2 separate regions of the Homo sapiens genome follow, and region 2 is linked to region 1. Evidence: read pairs that join two places in POLR2A ChIA-PET (ENCODE). Cell type or tissue: A673. All regions are shown on one strand. Each heading gives the region's core, and the rest is flanking DNA. Links, peaks and the distances in the headings are about the cores only.

Region 1 (5,681 bases), core at 234-5,233:
GGCATGATCATAGTTCCTTGCAGCCTCAACCTCCTGGGCTCAAGTGATCCTCTCACCTCAGCCTCCTGAGTAGCTGGAACTACAGGTGTGTGCCACCACGCCTGGCTACACTTATTGTTGATGGACACTTCAATTGATTCTATATCTTAGTTATTGTGAAATTGTTTAGAATCAGAAAGAAGTTTGACAACAGTTTTCCAGAAAGGCAAGATAGCATGAGTGCTATGAGGTGTAATTTCTCTTAGGAAAACTTCTGAATGATCTGATTGGTATTTAGCAAAGATACGCCTTTCTGAGGACTACAGGAAGAAAATGCTTTTTGAAAAATTTTCTCGTAGCTTGCCTTTCTATTTAGCTGTTGAGCGAGAATTCTTAAAGCAGAATAGGAGAGTGAGCTTACTTTTTCAGTCTCTCCACCACCTCCCTTTTATGTTTCTCTCCATGAAACGTTCCTATCAAGAATATCTTTCCCTCCCGTTTGGCATCTCTGAGAACAAAACATCAACTCTGAGTAATTGTGACATGCAAATAGAGCTTTGAACTTGCCACAGATATGGCAAACTGGGAGGAATGTAAGGTATTCCTCAACCCCATGGTCTAAAATGACAACATTCTTTAAAACTCTGCATGAAATTCAATCTAATTCTTCCTTTCTCAGATTACATGATCCTTGGTGTAAAATATTACATTTTTAAGCAGAAGTGCAAAGTTAATCTATCATAGTGCACCTCCAGGTGAGATTTATTACAGATTGCTTTCTAAAAATGGTGTGTTCTTTCTGCAGATGTGGACCATATTCATCCTATTATTATCCGGTTGAAAAATCCATAGCATATGTAATGCCTGAGAAATAAGAGTGGGCAAGCCTACAGAATATGACACTTATGCTAATCTGTGCCCTGCTGTGGAAAAACATACACAAGGATTCCATTACCACATTCATTAGGCTGCAGCACACTCTATCCTGAATAGGGATTACGAACTATAATAGACTGAAAACAGTTGATTGAGCCCACTTAGCCAAATCACTCTGACATTGGCCAAATATGTTGGCACTGAGAAGATCATCAGCTCAGACTTTGCAGCGGTTGATACTAGTTGAAAGTTTGTCCTTCCTCGTGACTGTCACATTCATCAGCTCAGGGCATATGTCATTGGCTTACACAGTGAAAGCTGGAACCAGCAATATATTTACTGCTGGAGTCTGGGATGCTTGTTTGAACTGTGTCACCCAACTCTCCACATGCACCTGTTGTATGGTGCCTCTGACCCTCCCTATCCACACTTCTTTCCTGATTACATTCAGAAAATGAGTTGTGTGGTGATAAAATTGTATAGCCAGAAGAGAAATTAGAATCAGATGGGAAAGGCAGCTCAGTGCTCAGCTTGCCCAAGTCCCCTCTATTTGGTCTTCTGGGTTAGTGGGTACAGTTGTTGCCTATCACCCTGATCTTTCTACAGTGGTGGAAATATTTGCCACTGGTGAGCTAAAAATATTTTAGATATTGTCAGAAATAATAAAGAAAGGAATACAAGTTACTGCTCCGGAGATGTTATGGAATCTGGCTATGCAAGCAAAAGAAAAGCTTAAATTGTATCCGTGTATATCATTAAGAAGATAATAATAAAAACCTTCTGCGTGAAACATGTTTTCAGCCTTAGGTTCTAGGAAACTTTTGTCTAGAGTTTTCTTTTTCAGTTTGAGAGTTTAATGGGAAGTTCTTAAGCGTAGTTGTAACTAACACCTTGATTTATATCACTGGTGTGTTCCTGAAAAGTTACAGATAAATCAAATGTTGTTTTTGTAAACTGAATCTCACATATGCTTCAGGGAGTTTCTTTTGACCAAAGTAACTCTGCAACAAATCCTTACATTTACGTAAAGTGAAAGATATAATTTTATGTTTGAAATGCAAATAACCGCTGAGTTTATCATTCGGTATGTTCCAAGTATACCTTATTGGCTTTTCCAAAAATGGGGTCTCCTGGAATAATGAAACAGGAATGGGAGAATACTTAAAAAGAGAACAGCTGATCTGAAATAATTGCAGCTTTTATTTTTTCTTCCTCTTGAGAAGATGAAAATGTCAGAGAATAGTGAGCCTCATTTTTCTCTGCATGCTTAGGTTGCGTCACATGTTTTAGAAAGCCATAACTAACCTCTTGAGTTTTCCAAACACAAACCCCATCGGTGACGGCTTATGATACCCATAAATCCAAGGGAGGAAATATGGATGGCACCCAAGCACCCAGCACTGCTTGCGGAAAAGGCAGCATCCTCAGCAGAGAAGGGTCATTGCTGAGAAGCTGCAGTGCCTGTGGCAGCCACTCCTTCTGCCACTTGAATCTCTGAAATCTGTCCCCACCTGTGGCCCTAAAAGCTGCTCTCAAACAGAACCAGATGCATGTGGACAGCAGGACAGAAGAGCACCTGGAGAGGCTTTTGGGTTTTTTCTTCCACATGCTGCAACTCTACCACCCCACTTTTTTTGGGGCATCCACTTAGTCAAGTCCCTCCCTGTATCTTCAGCTCCCTAAGATGCCAGGATGTATCAAACAGGTTTAAGGAGGCTCTGTTTTCTTGCCAAAGGAGCATGGCCCTTTACACCACGATTGTAATACAATCTTTCCTCTCTGGGGCTGCGAATGCTACAGTGCAAAACCGTGTTTGAAAACCTCTTTTATCATTCATCGTCTCCAGACTGAAATCATTTTTGACAACCTCCGCAGAAAACAAGCAGCTTTCTGGCTACTGGCGAGTCGATTAAAGGGAAGAAACACATGTTCACTGTCAGATGGAGCCCCCGGAGAAAGCACTGACAACCTTTTAACCCCCTTTCCCAGGGAAAGGGCCCAAATGTTTCTCTGGAACAAAATCACCACATTGTCTTAAGCATCTTTTCATTTAATGCATCTTTTAATTTTTTCCTAAGGTGAGACACTAAAAATAATAATCCTCAGCCCTCCATTTTTATTTTGGATGTTAACAGATTTGTTTTACACCCTCCTAGGGATGACAAGGAAAACAGTATCATTCATGAATGTCTTTTATGAACTAACCCCTCTCTTCATTTTTTTTAAAACTGTCTGACCACAGTTTAAATACCAACACACTGCTGAGTTCACTCATCTCATATAGTGATTCCTCAAAACCAGCCAAGAAGCCACAGGAGTGAAATTTTCTGAACAGTAGGAAAGCCAACTAGCCGGCATTATTAACACGCTGAGTGATAAGACGGGGCCATGGAAACTTTTGTGAATTTCAAAGATCCTGGGTAAAGGATGCCTGTACATTACTTATGCATATGTTATCCAGCAGAGCTATTTCCATAGAACTTAATCAGAAGCAACCAGGCTGGGAGAGGGAAGGTTCTGCACAAAACTGAAAACGAGTGTTAGGTGTGTGGGCTTGCTTCTTTAAAAAAAAAAAAAAAAGTAATAATTGTTTTAAAACGCCAGGCCCATAATCATTACAATTACAAAAATATCTAGCTCTCAGTTCCTTAACCTATAACCTTAGTATTTTTTCCCTCAGTCACACTGGCCCGGGTGGTTTGGTCCATTATGAGAAAACGATCCCTCTCACCCCCACCCTCAAGACTGCATATGTGCTTTTACAGCCAAAAGGCAGGGTTGGAGGTGGAGGAGGCTTTTAGTGCTGCTGCCTGAAAGACTGACTTGGAGAGAGGCTGTGTGCAAACTGCTACGGCATAGAGGGTGTCTCAAGTGAAAGATAGGAGAGAAACAGCATCACTTATGTGAACTGATACACGGGGACCTACCTCTGCCATATTCTACCAGCTCTTCTCTCTCACTCTGTCATACAAATTGCTTTTCAAATAGACTTTTATTAATTAATTTTTATGGAGGTAAAAATTGCATAGAAGAGAATTAACCATTTTGAAGTGAACAATTCAATGACATTCACAATGTTGTGCAACCACCACCTCTGTCTAGTTCCAAAACATTTCCGTCCCCGCCAAAGAGAAGAAAATCTTGTAACCATTAAGCAGTTAATCTCTATTTTTCTCCTCCTGCCCAGCCCATGGCAAACTGCCATTCCTCTTTCTGTTCATGCATGTTTTCCTATTTTGATATTTCATTTTAATGGAATCATACAGTTTGTAACCTTTTATGTCTTTCACCTAACACGTTTTTGAGGTTCATCTACATTGTAGCATATATCAGTACTTCATGCAATTTTATGGCTGAATACTATTCCATTGTATACTTATACCCTAGTTTGTTTATCCAATTATCCCTTGACAGATATTTTGGTTGGCTACTGTGAATAATGTTGCTATGAACATCCTTGGACAAGTATTTGTTTGAGTACCTGTCTTCAGTTTTTTGGGGGAGATACTTAGGAATAGAATTTCTAGGTCACATGGCAATTCTGTGTTTCACTTTTCAAGGAACTGCAAAACTTTTTTGGAGTGACTGAGCCATTGTACATTCCCACCAGTAATGCACAATGTTACCAATTTCTTCATATCCTCACCAACACTTGTTATTTTCTGTTTCTAAAAAATTATTATTATAGCCATCCTAGTGGATGATGAAGCGGTATCTCATCTCACAGTTTTTGATTTGCAGTTCCCTAATGTCTAATGATGTTGAGCATCTTTTTATATGCTTGTTGGTCACTTGTATATCATCTTTGCAGACATGAATATTCAAATCCTTTGCCCATTTCTGTGTTTGGCTATTTGTCTTTTTGCCATTGAGTTGTAAGAGTTCTTTATATATTCTGGATACTAGGATCATCAGATATGTGATTTTAAATATTTTCTTTCATGCTACAGCTTGTGTCTTCACTTTCTGAATCATGTCCTTTGATGCAAAAAAATTTTTAATTCTGATTAAATCCAATTTATTTATTCTGTTCCTACTTTGGAAGTATTGTAGCTAAGAAGCGATTGCCAAATTCAAGATCATGAAGATTTACCTCTGCTTTCTTCTAAGAGTTTGATCATTTTAGCTCTTGTACGTAGGTCTTTGATCCATTTTGAGTGAAAATTTTTTTTTGGTGCAAGGTAGGGGTCGTGCTTTATTCTATTGCATGTAGATACTTAGCTGACCCAGCATTCTGTTGAAAATTCTAATATTTCCCCATGAATGGTTTTGGCACCCTTATTGAAAATCAATTGGCCATAGATGTATAGACTCTCAATTCTGGCCTTATTGTCTCTCCTTATGCCAGAGTACTACACAAAAAAAAAAATCACTCTAGCTTTGTAGTAAGTTTTGAAAACAGGAAGTATGAGCCCTCCAAATTTCTACAAGCTCTCTCAATGTGCCTACCACAATGAGCAATAACTCAGGTGAAGATCTTTCAGTCCTCTTTTTCCTGACAAAGTCTTTGGATCTAAAACCTGAATATATCTCCAAACATATTATCTATAGCATATTATTTAATAGATTCCCTTGCCCCTTTCAAGTTTTACAATTAACTAATACTTCCTCATTAGAGATGCTTTTTGTGTTCTTGTAATTCTCAAGTGATATTTGGCAAAGAGTGGCTTCAAGAGCAGTTGACTTTCTCTTATTCAAAAAATACATGTCTGAATGTTTTTCTAACACCACATTAAGGTTAATTCCCTGAATAGCTTCAAAGAAACATTACTGGTGTTGGTCACTAGGAGCCTGCAAAATACCGATGTCTGTTTGGAGAAAGAACT
Region 2 (5,681 bases), core at 429-5,428, 1.8 Mb before region 1:
ACTGTTAAGCCTAGAATAGAAAGTATGTAAGACCCCATCCCGCTTTAAGTTTCCCTGAATGACAAACATGAAACATGGCTTATTTTTTTCTACCTTTCCTTCGTTCCTTGTATTGTTCATCACTTAGCTTCTGGTAACCAGTGGCTTTTTTTTTTTTTTTTTTTTTTTTGAGACAGGGTCTCAATCTGTCACCCAGCCCGGAGTGCTGTGGTGCAAACACAGCTCACTGCAACCTCCGCCTCCCCACCTCAGCCTCCCAAGTAGCTGGGACTACAGGTGTGTGCCACCACACCTAACTAATTTTTTTGTACTTTTTATTTTTTTATTTTTTATTTTGGTAGAGATGGGGTTTCACCGTGTTGCCTAGGCTGGTCTCCAACTCCTGGGCTCAAGCAGTCTGCCTACATCGGCCTCCCGTAATACTGGGATTACAGGCGTGAGCCACCAAGCCTGGCTACCTGTTGCTATTCCAATGTTCAGTTCAGATTATCTAATGTATGATGCCCTTCCTGATTTCTACACAAAGTAAAATTTCTTTACATTGCATTTTGGGTTGTTTTTGTTTTTTGTTGTTGTTGTTTAGGGATGGCGTAGCTCTGTCCCAGTCCGGAGTGCAGTGCTACTGTCATAGCTCATCGCAGCCTGGAACTCCTGGGCTCAAACCATCCTCCCGCCTCTCCCTCCCAAAGTGCTGGATCAGGTGTGAGCCACCATTAAAAAGAAAAGGTATTTAAAGGATTTATTCCTTTTTCTTTTCTTTCTTTCTTTTTTTTTTTTGAGACGGAGTCTGGCTCTGTCACCCAAGCTTGAGTGCAGTGGCGTGATCTTGGCTAACTGCAACCTCTGCCTCCCAGGTTCAAGCGATTCTCCTGCCTCAGCCTCCCTAGTAGCTGGAATTACAGGCACATGCTACCACGCCCAACTAATTTTTTTGTATTTTTAGTAGAGATGGGGTTTCACCATGTTGGTCAGGCAGGTCTCAAACTCCTGACCTTAGGTGATCCACCCGCCTTGGGCTCCCAAAGTGCTGGGATTACAGACATGAGCCATTGCACCTGGCCATTTATTCCTTTTTCGAAGAAAAATGGGACATGATTGAAATTTTTTTTTTTTTTTTGAAACAGGGTCTCACTCTTGCCTACGATGGAGTGCAGTGGCAGGATCAGGGCTTAGACCTGTGACTTTTTAAAATAAGAACAGGCCTGGTGCAGTGGCTAACGCCTGCAATTCCAACACTTTGGGAGGCAGTGGGGTGGATTGCTTGAGCCCAGGAGTTCAAGACCAGCCTAGGCAACATGGGGAAACCCCGTCTCTACTTTTTGTATAAAAAAAATACAAAAATTAGCTGGGCATAGTGATGCGAGCCTGTAGTCCCAGCTACTTGGGAGGCTGTGGTGGGAGGATCTCTTGAGCCCAGGAGGTCAAGGATGCTGTGTTCGCACCACTGCACTCCATCCTGGGTGACAGAGAGACCCTGTCTCAAAAAATAATAAAATGAAAATATATGATTTGTATGTATTTCAAAAGTACACTTACTCCATCAAGTGGAATAGAGTAGTTTGTCTTTTGTAGCGACTCTGGGGAATTTCAGCAAATTTTAAAAAGATAATTTTCTTTTGTAGCAAAAATAATATGTGTCCACGATAGAACATTTAGAAAATAGGAAAACGAAGAAAATATCACCCATAATCTCAATGCCAGGAATAACCACTAAGTGTATTTTCACGCCGGGTGTGGTGGCTCACGCCTGTAATCCCAGCACTTTGGGAGGCCGAGGCGGGTGGATCATGAGGTCAGGAGATCGAGATCATCCTGGCTAACACGGTGAAACCCCGTCTCTACTAAAAATACAAAAAATCAGCCGGGCGTGGTGGCGGGCGCCTGTAGTCCCAGCTACTCAGGAGGCTGAGGCAGGAGAATGGCTTCAACCTGGGAGGCAGAGCTTGCAGTGAGCCGAGATCGCGCCACTGCACTCCAGCGTGGGTGACAGAGCAAGACTCCGTCTCAAAAAATAAAAAAAGAAAAAAGAAGTATATTTTCACCTGAATCCTTTGGATATTCTTTTTTTCTACCATGAGTTGTCTGAGAACACACTATTTCAAGGTACTGTGTTTAACAAGGACCGAAGAGATTTAAAAGTTGAGTCCTTTCTCCTAAAGAGCCTACTGTCCAAAAAGAGGGTAAAACTAATACAAAAATACCTTTAAGAACTTACACTGGGCTGGGCGCGGTGCTCACACCTGTAATCCCTGCACTTTGAGAGGCCGAGGCGGGGGGATCACAAGGTCAGGAGAGCAAGACCATCCTGGCCAACATGGTGAAACCCCATCTCTACTAAAAAATACAAAAATTAGCTGGGCGTGGTCAGGTGCGTGCCTGTAAACCCAGCTACTCAGGAGGCTGAGGCACGAGAATCACTTGAACCCGGGAGGCAGAAGTTGCAGTGAGCCGAGATCGCGCCATTGCACTCCAGCCTGAAGACAGAGGAAGACTCTGTCTCCAAAAAAAAAAAAAAAAAAAAAAAACTTCATTGTGTTTGGCTGTTCTGGTGCAATGGAAAAAAATTTTTAAATATAGGTTAAATACTGGTCCAGTAACTCCCACTCCTTACTGTGCATCAGGATCATTTGAGTGCATTTTGTGGCTTGTGTGTGTGTGTTTTAAAACATTTGTGCCTTGGTCCCACCCCTAGAAATTCTGACACAGTAGTACAACTTTGTTGCATCTGGAGTAAGGTTTAGAAATCAGAGTATTTTTAAACTTCCGCAAGGTGATTTTAATGAGTCTCAGAGCTGAGAACCATTGAGCTAGATGGGTCATTTATTAAAATATTAGGAAACAGACTTGATGTATCATCGTAGATCTACCCTTAAGTCATGTGCTCCAAAACTCATGCATCGTTCTTTTTTTTTTTTTTTTTTTTTTAATTTATCACTGACTTGGAGCTCACAAAGCCCGTGCATCTAAGAAGAAAAGATGTAAAGGAAGCATATCAGCATATCAGTCTTTGTTGAAGTCTTCTTTATCTTAGTTCTAAAAGGATAGATAGGGAATGGAGGGCAGGGCCTCCGTGTTCAGTTGAGCAGTTTTTTGCACCACACAAAGGTGTCTGGCTGAGTGCTCAAGTGGGAGCTAAAAGCTCTTTTTCCTTCATCAAGCCTTACATGTGTGAGACTTCATCAGCCTATAAAAGGCAACTTTTTTCTCATTGGCACAAAGATACCATATGGACTAGGGATGGCCCTGAAAAATGGAAACACAGTTGTAGATGTTTATATTAAAAAAAATAGCAATAAGCTAATAAAATTCTGCTTTTTTAGCCCCTGTGCTACCGAATTTACTGCTTGTTAGCATTTGGTTGGCTAGATCTTTTAATGTTAATTAAGTATTGCCAGGATGTGGAGGAGGAAATACTGACAAGCTGTACTAGACCCACCCACATGCAGAACAAAAATAGCTCACACAGGAATTACTGATCTTGAGCTTCTTTAATCATTTTAACTTCTTATAGCAAGAAAGTGAACAGTTAGGTCAATTATGACCATCATTGATGGCCATTTTCAGTATCACATAGCAAAAATTGTTAGTATATATTGATTTTCTTTGTTGAACAATTTTTGCAAGATAGAGCTGCTTTTTTTTTTGCCAGCTAGTTTTCCAGCAAGAAAAATTTTGATTTACCACCAACTTCTTTTCATCTTTTCTTTTCTGTAGATAAACTATCTAATGGGGCAGAGAGGGAACCCGTTTGTGAACTATGAAAAATTAGCTTCACTAGTGTCCTCTTAATTTAGCTATTATTATTATTTCCATGAATGTCTGAGGAAAGAGGAAACATGGCCACTTTTGTAAGTCAGTTTGCCAACAGAGCTCGGCCCTTCTGAGCAAAGTGCAGTCCTCAGTGCACACAAATGATAAGTTTTAATACGTTTAATATGTTCATAATACGTTTAATACGTTGAAGATATACAGTTTGAGTTTAATTTGGTTCTTGCACAGCAGACCACTAATGACCATAAATATCTTTGTGTTTCTTTAAGAAAAGGACAAAGAACATGAGGGAAGCATAATATCATATATTTATATCTTGTAAAGACATGAATGAAGGTAAAAACCAAAGGGCAGAGATCTGAAAGTAGGTTTAATTCATGCCGTTGTGCCATTTACCTCAGCAATCAAGATCGGAACATTTCTTTGATACTTCCAATAACGCTCAGGTTTACAGAATGAGGACTCCAATAATAAAATGTTTATTTAATTGATTTACATATAAGCCTGGAGGCAGCCTAGTTTAGAGGAAAAAGTCTGGATTGTATCTGGCTCTTGGGACCTTAGGCAAGTCACTCAGTCCTCTGAACCTGTTTCGTCATCTTGAAAGTGGTGTTCTGAACACTTAGTTTGCAGTGTTGTATATATTAGAAAAGGGATGGTCTAGACTGGAAGAATATCTAAAATGTATCTGAAATGTAGGTGTTCAATAGATGGTTGCTATTTTCATGATTGCATGTCAATGACACCAGAAACTGAACAGTTTGTCAGAACCCTGGCACATGAAAGTATGGTAGGAGAAAAGAGAGAGCAAAGAAAGTGAACTCCAGCCCTGGTTTGTCTGTCCCTAGTGTTAGGGCTGAGAGATTCATGGATGGTCATTTATACCTTCATTCAACAAATGTTGAATGCCTGCTATGCGTTAAAAAAATTAGGCAAGGCCCTGCTCTCATGGTGCTCACATTCTAGAAAGGGGGACATAATTGCATGAATAAAATAATTTTGTTGATAAGTATAATGGATGATTAAACAGGGTGAGTGACAGTAATTTAGGGGTTTTTCAGATTGGAGGGACAAGGAAGACCTCTTTGGGAATGTGGCATTTGAACTGAAATCTGAATGAAGAGAAGGATAGAGGCATGGTGACCTGGGGAAAAGTAGTCCAAGCAGTGGGAACAGCAAATTCAAATGGCCCAAGTGGAAGAGACCTTGACAAGTATGAAGAACAAAAAGCAAGCTGTCTGGTGTGGCTGGAATTAGTAGAGAAGGCAGGAAACAGGAAATGAAGTCACACACACAAGACCAGATCCCAAAGGACTTTTTGCATTTTGTATACCATAGGCCTTCATGCCACTCTTGTGAGTCTGTGCTTCTCAATGTAGATACATTTTACTTCTTTCCTTTATATTTGTAATAAAGACATACTTTTAGAAGGGATGCAATGACAACTGTGAAAATGTATAGAGCTTATTGTGTAGACTGGTTGTCAGTTTGGTTTCTTTCCTTTGAAGGTAGCAATTCTCAGACATGTGCAGGTGTCAAAGAATCTGCACATTGCAGTGCTGTTTTTGGAACACCATAAAATATTGGAGTAGTCAGTTCTATCTCTGCACAGGGAAGAGATTTTCAGCAGAAAAATCTGACTATATATAGAGATAGATAAATAGATAGAGATTCCGATTTTTACATCACAAGTAACCACACAGTTTTTAAGTCTTCACTTCCAAGGTTTTATTTTTATTTTTATTTTTTTATTTTATTTTATTTTTTGAGACGGAGTCTCTCTCTGTCGCCCAGGCTGGAGTGCGGTGGTGTGATCTTGGCTCACTGCAGCCTCCGCCCTCTGGGTTCAAGCAGTTCTCCTGCCTCAGCCTCCCCAGTAGCTGGAATTACAGGCATCCACCACCACGCCT

Evidence for each region. Peaks named below come from ENCODE experiments on the same cell type or tissue, not always from the same donor. Only the 100,000 strongest peaks of a DNase experiment are listed, where the experiment ranks them.
Region 2: POLR2A ChIA-PET joins it to region 1 with 6 read pairs; 2 of 35 experiments call an interaction of 5 or more read pairs at or near these places.

What each region holds. Positions count from the first base shown.
Region 1 is chr2:66,320,648-66,326,328 of GRCh38, reverse strand. No RefSeq gene overlaps it. Among named protein-coding and RNA genes, the nearest start is that of MIR4778, 35 kb to the left of the region's middle. In A673, for the core only: no CTCF peak of the experiment used is centred there; DNase peaks (open chromatin) are centred at 938 and 3,248.
Region 2 is chr2:68,150,590-68,156,270 of GRCh38, reverse strand. All of the region lies in intron 1 of DNAAF10 (dynein axonemal assembly factor 10), which reads left to right. Among named protein-coding and RNA genes, the nearest start is that of DNAAF10, 4.1 kb to the left of the region's middle. In A673, for the core only: no CTCF peak of the experiment used is centred there; no DNase peak of the experiment used is centred there; H3K27ac peaks cover 885 bases.